2 separate regions of the Mus musculus genome follow, and region 2 is linked to region 1. A link is a loop called in an ENCODE intact Hi-C map of the cell type or tissue named here. Cell type or tissue: heart. All regions are shown on one strand. Links, peaks and the distances in the headings refer to the core of each region. The heading gives the core; the rest is flanking DNA.

What was found. Hi-C counts contacts between places; a loop is a spot of excess contacts. Peaks named below come from ENCODE experiments on the same cell type or tissue, not always from the same donor. Only the 100,000 strongest peaks of a DNase experiment are listed, where the experiment ranks them.
Region 2: it touches region 1 in a loop (2.3-fold over the local background); 19 of 42 quality-filtered maps call a loop at or near these places.

Annotation. Positions count from the first base shown.
Region 1 is chr1:88,275,056-88,280,573 of GRCm38, reverse strand. It overlaps Hjurp (Holliday junction recognition protein), which reads left to right and starts at 2,995. Exons shown (of 8, transcript NM_198652.2): 1 at 2,995-3,200; 2 at 3,289-3,355; 3 at 5,477-5,518. The coding sequence starts at 3,105. In heart, for the core only: a CTCF peak has its summit at 2,849; DNase peaks (open chromatin) are centred at 2,293, 2,953 and 4,703; H3K4me3 peaks cover 2,544 bases; H3K27ac peaks cover 2,184 bases.
Region 2 is chr1:88,149,632-88,155,149 of GRCm38, reverse strand. All of the region lies in intron 1 of Ugt1a10 (UDP glycosyltransferase 1 family, polypeptide A10), which reads right to left. The region is part of intron 1 of Ugt1a9 (UDP glucuronosyltransferase 1 family, polypeptide A9); the gene reads right to left. All of the region lies in intron 1 of Ugt1a8 (UDP glucuronosyltransferase 1 family, polypeptide A8), which reads right to left. All of the region lies in intron 1 of Ugt1a7c (UDP glucuronosyltransferase 1 family, polypeptide A7C), which reads right to left. It also overlaps Ugt1a6b, Ugt1a6a, the pseudogene Gm15374 and the pseudogene Gm15371. Among named protein-coding and RNA genes, the nearest start is that of Ugt1a5, 14 kb to the left of the region's middle. In heart, for the core only: no CTCF peak of the experiment used is centred there; no DNase peak of the experiment used is centred there.

The DNA.
Region 1 (5,518 bases), core at 285-5,284:
GTAGGGCGGGGGTGAGGGGGCCGTGATGGTAAAACGTGACCCAGCTCTGTGGAGTCAGGGTTAAAATGTCTGGAGCCTCCGTGTGTCCCACTGGGATAAAAGGACTCTGATTTGTATGATGAAGGGGAAAATATGTGATTGCCTGTCCGTGTTCGCTGTTCCATGAATAACACAGGTTCATTTTTGCACAGACAGGCACCCATTCTGGAAAACGTGGCAGAAGAAAACTAATGCTAAAAGTGTTCCATCACACCATCGTTGATATGAATATATCCTGGAAACGCTTTCATAAACGCATACTCGCATCGTGAAAGTACAGATGTTATGTGCAGATGAGATCACTGGCAATTCACCTCACAAAACAGACTGACCCCCACAACAGTGAAGAGTCCAGAAAGCTTTATTACGGCCAGGCAACACTCTGCTCGGCAGAAGGCACACACTGGGTAGAGAACATAGTCCTTTCTTATACAATATTTGTTGCTGGGCAGGCAGAGCAAGCAAGTGGTTTAACAAAAGCAAATCAGAATGCAGTTATAGCAAGGCCATACATAAAGTTTAAAATTAACAGAGACAAGGGTCTAGGTACAGGCAATTAAATCAGTAGTGATTTAAAACGTTATCTCAATCCTGTTATCATGCAGTGCCGAAATAAGACCAAGAGTCTACACAAACCTTATCTCTTCTCCCACTATCTTACTTACCCTTTTCCCTAGTTTACACAAGATTGCAAGGAACATTTTTTGCACTCAGACCTTGACCATTTGTAGCCTCTAACATTTCTTTAACAATATACATTTTCAAAGATTTCTTATATTTAATTTGTATAGGGGGTTTCTACATGTGAGTGTGGGTGCCGATTGGGGTCAGAACGTGTCCCCCAGAGCTGGAGTTGTGGCTTTTTGTGAACATCCTGACAAAGGTACTGGAAACCAGACTTGGGTCCTATGCAAGAGCTGTGCGGGTCTTAAGTGCTGAGTCATATCTCCAGCCACAACACAGACACTTTTAAAGTACCGGTACAAAACATGTTTAGAAACTCCATTTGAGACCTCTCTGTCCTGTCATTCTAAATGTCAATGAATGCAGTTCTTCAAAACTTAATGGAACCTCACACACTCCCACACCCCCACTCTCATCCCCAGCACACTCACAATACTAAATACTGTGGTTAGAGATTTGTAAACACCCCCAGGCTAAATTCCTGCCAAGGTCTTTCATTGCTTAGGTTTCAAAATGTTGACCCATGGCATCAAAGTACGGTGTGTTTTTTGAAAGCCCATTTTACACCATGCTGCACTTTCCTCTGGAAACATTGCATAACAAAGGCTCTCCTGAAGGGTTAGAGATCCATTTCCTCACGCTCACCCTGATAGTTAATATTTGTGGCTGTTGTTAATTATGCTAACCTCCTAGACTGGACATGACTATTTAGTTTGGTCCCTTTTAACTTTCGTAAGTTAACTTACAAAGCAATAGGTTTAAATGTGGCACCTTCCTATGTCCGCCCTCAGACCTTGTTCTTGCTCATCCTTAACTTAGTTTTGAGACAGAGCACTGCCCATTGCACCTCCTCTCTTGTTGACAATTTCTGACCTTTGTCCTTTTCCCTGAAGGGCTTTCTTACTAAATGTTCTTATCATTAACCCTTGGTAAGATTTATTATTACAATATTATATTTATTATTATTTAATACTTAATTTGGTCCCTCTTAACTTTCATAAGTATTTGGGCCAAATTACCTGTTCTGTTTTGTATATGTAAATGCTTTAATTGATTTTTCTCAATGACAATCAGTATTCTGAAACCTTCTCCGCCTATTTGACTAAACATACTTTGATGAGCTATTAATGCCTCTTTCTAACACAGTAGTCGTGAATGATCTATGTGAAGTCAAAATTATCTGTAAATTGACAGAGTCTCGGATATTTTCTTGTTAATGTGAGAAAACACCTAGCAAAAAGCAAAATAAGGAAGGAAAGTTTTACTTTAAGCTTGCAGTGCAGAGAAGTTCAGCCATCAGGATGGGGAAGGCTTGGAGGTGCTCAGGAGACAGAACAGCATATCTAGTTGACGCCACCACCAACGTTCTGAAGCAACACCTTCTCACATCCCCACAGGCAACAGGTTCATACTGGGGTAGGGACAGATTGGATGAGGCAACCGCCATCCAATCCCAGGAGAGTCGGACGACCGACGGCCCTCCCAGAAGCCCAGGATCTTGAAAGAGACTTCCGCGCTTGTTGCAAATACATTGCGTGGGCATCCACAGTCTATGAGCCTGGAAGCTCTTCTTCCCTCCCTCAGTTTCAATGGGACAGCATGAAAAGATTATGGGGGCAGGCTGAGAAGTAGAGAGGCACCTCAAGGGACTTCCTGATACTCAGTAATGATTCCATTAATTCCCATATCGTGATAATCACGTTAATACCCGCAAACAAATGTAGCTGTTATGAAGTCACAGTAAAACCAACTAGTGGGGTTCAATCCCCCAGCTCTGCCAGAAGACAACCCCTCCCAAAAATTCTGAAAATGTTCTAAAATGTTAATCGAAGTAAATGCCCTCATAAAATGGACACCAAATTACCTACCCCCTCAAGGAACAAGATAACAATCAAGAAACAGCCTATAATCAGAAATGGGAGAGAAAGTTTATTTTAAAACCCTAGGATAAAAATCACAGATTCTGTCACGTTTATAATATCGTTCAGCACATTTACACGCGTCTTGTTTTTGAACACTGGCTTTCCAGACTCCTTTCAGGACCGTTATTTGGATCTGGCTTTCCCCAAGCCTTCCCAAGAGCTGGGAAATTGGTAGATCCAGGAAGGAGCCTTGACAGGCAACTCACCCAGAAGCCTCTAGGGGACGCGGGAGTGCCGCATGAAGTAATGCGCATGTTCCACCCGCTCCGGCGGACCCTCCCTCTCGTCCCTCCCCTTCTCGTTTCCACCGGAAGTGCTCCCTGGGAGCGGCGGCCGGAAACGCGGGCAGGATCGGTTGCGTAAATACTTTTGAAAGACCCTATTAGCGCGCGGGGCGCCACGTTTGATCTGTGGACGGGCTTGGGCGGGTGCAGTGCCGGGCAGAGAGCCACGTACGCCATGGAGTCTATGGGTCGGCAGGACCGCAGGCTGCATCAGCAGCTTAAGGAAAGCAGTAGCCGCTTCCAGACGTTAATGAAGCGGCTGATAGCGAAGGTAGGCTGGGACGGCGGCCGAGGCGGGCAGGGCGCGGTGGGCGGGGATCCAGCGCCCCGGAGTCTGACCAGCTCTCCCTTCCCCGCAGTACAACCAGCCCTTTGAGGACGACCCGTTGGTGGAGATGAGGACGTTAACCTACGAGACGCCCCAGGGTACGAAGCCCTCCCTTCCTGTTGGCACTGGGCCAGAACAGTGGGCCTAGAATTTGCAATGCTGCATTTGTCCCCCTTGCTCCTAGGGACCTTGAATCCCTGAGTTGCTGATTTCCAATTTAATTTCTCTGAAAGAAATGCCTGGAGACACAGTGCAGCCTGGTTTTTTAAAATGCCTGGCATGGAAGTTCGAGCTAATTGATTAGCGGTACAAGTGACTCTGTAAAATAAGGATGTTGACAATCATGGGTAAGCCGTATGGTTGTGTATAACATCACCAGAGTACCTGTCAGGCCATTGGAACAGCACCCAGGACTGCTCCGCTCTCATGGGCTTTGCTGTATAAATGTAGACCCATCTGTTTTGGACAGTCCCCATTATCTGCCACCTCTGACGCATTTTATTTAATGTTGTGAGTGTACTTACTACCTTAAACCTCATCGGTTCTCTAACTGGGATAAGTTTGTTATTTGATGAGGTCGTATCCTTCCCTAAGACCCATCCCTGATGTTTGTCTGAATTTATTGATAAAATCGGATTTCGGATCACAGTCTGCCAGGGGTCTACAAGTGCAGTCTGTCTTTTGTCTTATTGGCTGTTCAGGGCACGTGTTGGGTAAGCATTTTAAATAAGCAGAAACTGAACTAATTCTACAAAGAGGTTGCTTTTCTCTGGATGGGATCAGGACACAGCAATATAGGAATCCATAAGTGTGCTGTCTGACTCTTGGCTTTTCTGTGCTCTTGCGGCTGTTTGTGAAGGGGTAGGCAGTGTCTGGAGTATTTTGGACTGCCCATCTGTCTTCAATGATATATTCTGTCAGTGATATATAACTGATGTCAGTTATATGAGAACAGTGAAGTTGCTGAAGAGTTTGAGACTATACAAGTTGGTATAAGAGCCCTCCCTGAGGTCTGGCCAACACATAGACACCTAGGGCTGCAGTTGTCGGTTAACAAATCTATGTCCTAGCAAGCTTGCCATGAATCCCTCATCTTGTTGATTGTTCTGAGAGACACGTTTTTGGCGCGGCCTTTCCTAACATGCAGTAGACTGAAGTCCAGATTTAAGGTGGAGACTGGAGCAGAGAGCTAACTGCAGAGAACAGGAGGGAATCATTTGTGTGTGTTGACAGTTCACCTGGGCATGCACTTAGCACGTATTGTAGAGTTCAGTTTCAAACATGCAACATTAGCACTTTATGCGATTAAATGTAGAATTCCACGGAGAGGGCCATTCAGCAAAGCCTTGATTTGACTTAGCCGTTGTAGTTGAGCATCAGTGTCCTCTGGAAAGGTCATGTCCCACAGTGGTCAGTGCTATCAGACCTCCCAGAATTCACATGCTGGTTCCACTTCATGAGCAGAGAGCTGGGTTAGTCATCTGAACTTTCCTCTTCGCATATCTGTCTGTACAGTGGACATGGTAAGTCTGTCCTGTGGGCTTTTAAGAGGGTATGGGAGTTACATGCCACACGGGTTGCAAATACGAAACGGTGTGTCCTTGCTAAAACCTGGAGCATAGAGGGTGCTGTGTAATTTATTTTTTCTGTTTCTGTTATAATAATATAATCTGAAATCTCCAGACCCACCATTTTTCTAAGTAACTTGTGTTTTCCTTGAGGGATTTAGAAGGACTGAGTGTACCTCACTGGTTCTGCTAGCTGGGGGGTGACGGGGCTGATGCGCTCCTTCAAGCTCCAGAGTTCTCTGTACGTGGGCTTCTCTGTCCTGGGCTTCTAGATCGCCCTAGGAAAGCACTGACTCCCAAGATGAGGTTAAATGTATGCTACGTGTCTCCCCCTACCTCCCAAATATATAACTTAAGAACAGTATGTATTTGGAATATGAGCTGTGTTAGCCCCTCAGGTACATGGTGGAATTGGGTGACCTGCTGCCTTCTGGGTAGGAGAGACTGCCATTAGTGACAAGTTTGTCCAATCTTGGTTTTTTTAAAAACTTTCTCCTTCACCAAACTGACTGACGGCGCTGCCAATGCCTGGATTGCTCTGAACGCTTGCTTGCCTTTCGCTTCCTTCGCTTTGGTTTCCCATCAAAGCGTTTTAAGCGGAAATGCGAGCATTTCAGATTGCTTCTTCAATTGTCACCTTTGTTTCTTAAGGGTTGAGAGTTTGGGGAGGAAAGCTGATGAAGAAGGAAGACA
Region 2 (5,518 bases), core at 204-5,203, 130 kb after region 1:
ATTGAGCTTGGATCAGAATCTGCCTGTCTTAGCTACATTTCTTTCTCCCATTGGCTAGCCCCTCTTCTCTTCCAGGTTTCCAAAATGCCTTTCCAGGCTAGAACCCAGGCTGTGATCTGCTGGCCGGACACAACAAAAGGTTTCATTTTGTCTTACTTGCTTATAGTCTATTGCTAAGGAAAGGCAGGGCAGGAACATGAAGGCAAGAACTGAAGCAGAGACCAGGGAGGAATGCTGCTTACTGTCATTCCTTATGGGAAAGCCTGTTTCTTATACACCATACCCCAGGACAACCTACTTACAGATGCACCAACAATGAATTTGGGACTCCTAAATCAAGGACTAATTAAGAAAATGCACCACAGATTGCCTGCAAGCAAATCTCTTACAGAGATTTTCTTAATTGAGAGACCCTTTTGGAAGTGATCTGAGCTTTTGTCAAATTGACATAAAACTAGCCATACAGTATAAGTAGGGCTACTGGAGTTAAACTCAGGCCCCACACATTCTAGGCAAGGATTCATGAGGGAACCCCATCAATCCAGATCATTCTCCATGAAGGAGAGAAAATATAGCTAGGGCAGTGGCTTTCCCTGATGACAGTTGACACCATCAATGAAGACTATGTTACGCATCACAGGTCTGGGAAACTACAACACTACAGCAGTGTTTAACACCCAAATGAACACTTGGCTGAAGAGGTCAGGCACTGTGACAGGTATCTGAGATTTCAGAGGCAAGTTCTAGGGCAGGATAGAAAAAACAAGGGCAAAATGCACACTCCCACATGTAGCAGAGATGGTACCCCACTCATTCTTTGAAAGTCATGGTATCAGTGAATCCCAAAAGGGCTCTGTGAATGTAACAAAAAAATCATTGAGCACCCTCTTTAAGATGGTGGCAAAAAGAGTTCCCTGTTGAAGGCCATGGATGGGGTGAAAAGTACTTAGCTGAGTCAAGCCACACATAGCAAAAGGATGGGGAAACACAGCAGCAAATGATATCTGCTTCAAGTACTCACTAGCATGTTGTTACTAGACAAATTCCTTCCATGTGTGAAGAAAGATTCAAAAACACCATTTGATAAAGTCATTAATAGAGAAAGTTATTATCTTACTCTGTCTTTCCCTGTCAATAAAAATCTTCAATTTGTGGTCCAGATCCTCCTGAGTGTGAGACATTGACTAAGACTTTACCATAAATTCAGAGATTGCACCAGGTGCCAACTCATCTCTGGCATGACTCCCACCACCTCATGCCCTCTGTGGCTGAGTTTCTCTGCATGGTAAACCAGTGATAGTCATCTATGGGCACCAGCATCAGCCTGCCTGCCTGGGCAAAGCCAGAGACCAGCAGCAGACACATAAACACACACACACACACACACACACACACACACACATACACAGAGAGACAGAGACAGAGAGAGACAGAGAGGCAGAGACAGACAGAGAGAGACAGAGAGAGAGATAGAGAGACAGAGACAGACAGAGACAGAGAGAAAGGGAGGCTGGAAACCCTCCAGGAGCTGTGGGAGGAGCCAGGCCCTAGGCAATCCAGCCTTGGGTCTTTGCTGCTCTGATTCATCCTGGAAGATCAAACCTTCCCTTGTGGAGGGCATGGACTCACAAGCCATCAGGGCATTCTCGCAGACAGTGGGTACCGATAAGAGAAATAAGAAATGAGCAGTTCTCTTTGGGATACCTACTTATATGTTTACATAATAAGAAAAGCTTAAACTGTTAGTACTGGATGGAGATGGGCAATGTGCCACAGGGCAATTTACAAACCCTTGTGAAGAAATGTGTGAGACACCAAGTAGTAGGTGTCTGTGCAACTGAAGAAATGTGTGTCACCCAGGTAGAGGAAAGTGAATTTCAGAAGTGCTTGCACTTCGGGAACTGGTTTCAAAGCAAAATCAGTCCAATTTCTTCAGGCGACTAGACTCTGCTCAGGAAAAGGCAAGCTGCCTCTGCTTTCAAGGCATGAAGGGGAGGCTTGCCACCTCCCCAACCCACCTCGCCACCTGCACAGTCATGCCACAGACAGTGAACAGACTCTCCCTGGATGGGTGCATCAACATCACAGCTCCTCTACATTGTGAAAGAGGGGTCACAAAGAAGATAAGAGTTAGAACCCCAGGAAGTCTGTGGTGAACCTGCCTCTCCATGTAAGTGAAACCAGAACAAAGGCAAGATGAACGTGGAAGGGGGAGAATTTCTCAAGGTCTCACCCCTAGACAAAGAACTACAGGCTACTGGGAGAGTTGACCTCTCCCAGGCACGAGTCCTTGATTGATTGTCCAATATCAAGTGTTCAGCCCTGATACCAAATACACACAAACAACAAAAACAGACTCAGCAGCCTATACCTGTACTTTTGTTAAACACACACACAAACACGCACGTGCGTGCATGCAGAAAAATAGTTAGCAAAGAAGAGAGTATCAGTTTGAGACTGGGAAAACACAGGTAGGGTTGGAGAGAAGATAAGATAGGAGGGGAGTCATGATGTAATTCTATTCTGTTTGAAAATGTTAAAAAAAAGTGATTAAAAAATATAATTACAGGAATCACATTACAGGAATTTAAACACCCACACAGGATAAGTGATAAAACCATTCAGATATTTGAGATTCACAGAAAGCCAATCATGGTGAAATCTAAAATATTTTAAGAAAAAATTACCATTCAAAGCAAAAGGGCAAGTTAACCAATTTAGACTCACACAAATAAAAACCATGTAGATCAAAAGAAAACAGCCAGAAAAGAATCAACAAGGAATAAACAAACAAACAAAAAGCCCTAAAAAGCATGCAGCACATACATGAAAGTCTGAGTGTTACTATCCCCAAATGAGACAGGGTCTTTGCTAACTTTGGTTAAAGATGTGAGTGTGTAATTTCCAATGGAGGAAATGCAAATGGCCCCACTAGCTAAGGAAACAGATGTCAGAGACTGAAGCAGCTCCACAGAAAGAGGGAGAGGACAGGAATAAGCTAAGTGACCCTTCATTTCTTACTGTGTCTCTCACTCTTTTGCCAAAAGCAATGCAGGCTGGTGATTATAAATGAGAATGTCAGCGGTACACACACATCCGTAAGCAAGATTTATCAGCTGCACAAACGCACAGTTAAGTGTGAATGGTTAAAAGAAATCCATCAAAAGAACTGAAAAAGAAGAACATAAATGCCAAACCACCATCCAGCAAGGAATAACTTTATCATCCAAAGCCGAGCTCTTCATGTGCTAAAGGGAAGATGGTGTACCTTGAAAAGTGGCTTTCCCTGGTGGCAGTTGATCCTACCAACATAGATCACATTGGGCATCATGGGTCTGGGGAACTCCAAGACAAAGTCTCTGCCTAACAACCAAATGGACGCTGGGCAGAAGAGGTCTGTCATAGACACTGGGGTCTGGAGAACGTCAGAGGCAATATCTGCAGCACTTTTGAAAAAAGTATGACAAAATGCACTCTCCCCCATGTAGACGAGAAGGTTCCACACTCTTCTTGAAACTCATGGTGTCTGTATATTTCAAGAGAGCTCTGGGGACAAAAGAGGGAGGCCTGGGGCACTGGGTGCCATCTTCAAGATATTAACAAAATATTCCCCTGCTAAAGACCACGGATGGGAGAGAGAAACACTTGACTACAATTAAGCCAAAGACATTAAAAGGATCCAAAAACACAACATTAAAAGAAGTCTGCTTAAAGTACTCCACTAACTTCTTGTCGTTAAACAAACCCCTACAGCATGAAAATAAGAGTTCAAAGAAAACTTTGGCTGGACTCTTCAGTAGAAGAAGTGTTCCCTCTTCTTGGATTTTCCATTGAGATTCAGTAAACACTCGGTAAAAATCCTCGAGAGTGTGAGAGACTGCGTATGTTTTCATTGTACAATTTAGGGATTTACCCAGCTGCCAACTCACCTCTGGTATGACTACCACAACCTCATGCCCTCTGTGAATTAGTTTCTCCACAACTATCTGCATGGTGAACCAATAGCTCCCACCCAAAGGCACCACCAGCAGCGTCATTGCCTGGGCAAAGCCAGAGGCCAGGAGCAGGCACCCACAAAGAGGAAGGGAGGCTGGAAAGGTTGCAGGAGCCATGGGAGAAGCACAGCCCAAGGCAATCCAGCTGCTGAGATCTGTGGTCACCTAACACAGCAGAGGATGTGTAGTGGAAAGAAATATCTACCCACTCAGGAGTGCATGTACCTTCAAACAGTCATAGACACGGACTGACTTGGGAGAACATTAATAAATGAGCATGAATTATTAAGAAAACAAACAGACTTGTTTTGTGAGTTTTTTCGTGGGCATAATCACACAATGTGAGCTTAGAAATTGTTATGAGGAAATATACTAGACCCTAAGGAGTCCAAATGCTTATACAAAAGGAAGCAAGTTTCAAAGAAGCTTATATTTCTAGGATTGGTCTCAAAGCAAAATCTGGACACTTTCTGCAGGTTACCAGACTGCGTTCCAAAGGGATTTATTACCTCTGCTTTCAAGCTTCAAGGGAAGGGTCCTGAAGCTGCAACTCCTCTCAAGAGACAGAGAATCAACTCTGCCAGAGAGCAGGGCTGCTGTCTCTGTGCACACAGTGGGATTCTTGTTCCATTTTCAAACACTCTTTCATCTGCCTTGCTGACGCTAGGCTGACAACCATCTTCACAAACCAATCCAGGGACGGGAAGGAAGGTGACATCAACCTCCTTACAAAATCCCCTCTGAGTCACTGGAAGCCATAGGCAGACATTCTCTATGAAGAAGCAGAGAGAGCTCTCCTGTGATGCCCCTCAGTAGCCCAGGGACCTTCTCCACAGAGCAATGGCTCTGTCTCCCATGGCACTGCAGTATCTGCAGGGTTGCTTCCACCTTGTGGCTACTTTGAACAGTGCTGCCATCAGCACTACATGCAGGGTCTTCTCAGGAATTGATCTCAAGTCCTTCAACTGGGATTAAGGCTGCTAGCTCAGGAGGAAGTTCTGGTGCTCACTGCTAAGAAACTATTAGACAGGTCTACACGGGGCGGTAGCATTTTAATTTCCATCCAGACCTCCATTACTGCCTGGCCTCCACATCCACTCTGAAGCTATTTTTACTTCTGTTTAGTGTACTCTTCCTGGTGCTGGGCACGACATCTTGTAAATCTTGTAGATCTTGCCTTTGACTCTCAGCACAGCACGGTTTCAGAAAAGTTGCTCTACGTAGACAGAAGCCCCTTGAGCTGCATAGACACTGGGTCTGGTTAACCTCACTATGTGATATTTTTATTAATCTGCAAGGGTTTTTTTCCCTTTTTTAAAAATTAGGTATTTATTTCATTTACATTTCCAATTCTATCCCAAAAGTCCCACACACACTCCTGCCCCACCCCACCCCCCACACTCCCACTTCTTGGCCCTGGCATTCCCCTGTACTGAGGCATATAAAGTTTGCACAACCAATGGGCCTCTCTTTCCACTGATGGCCGACTAGGCCATCTTCTAATTCATATGCAGCTAGAGACA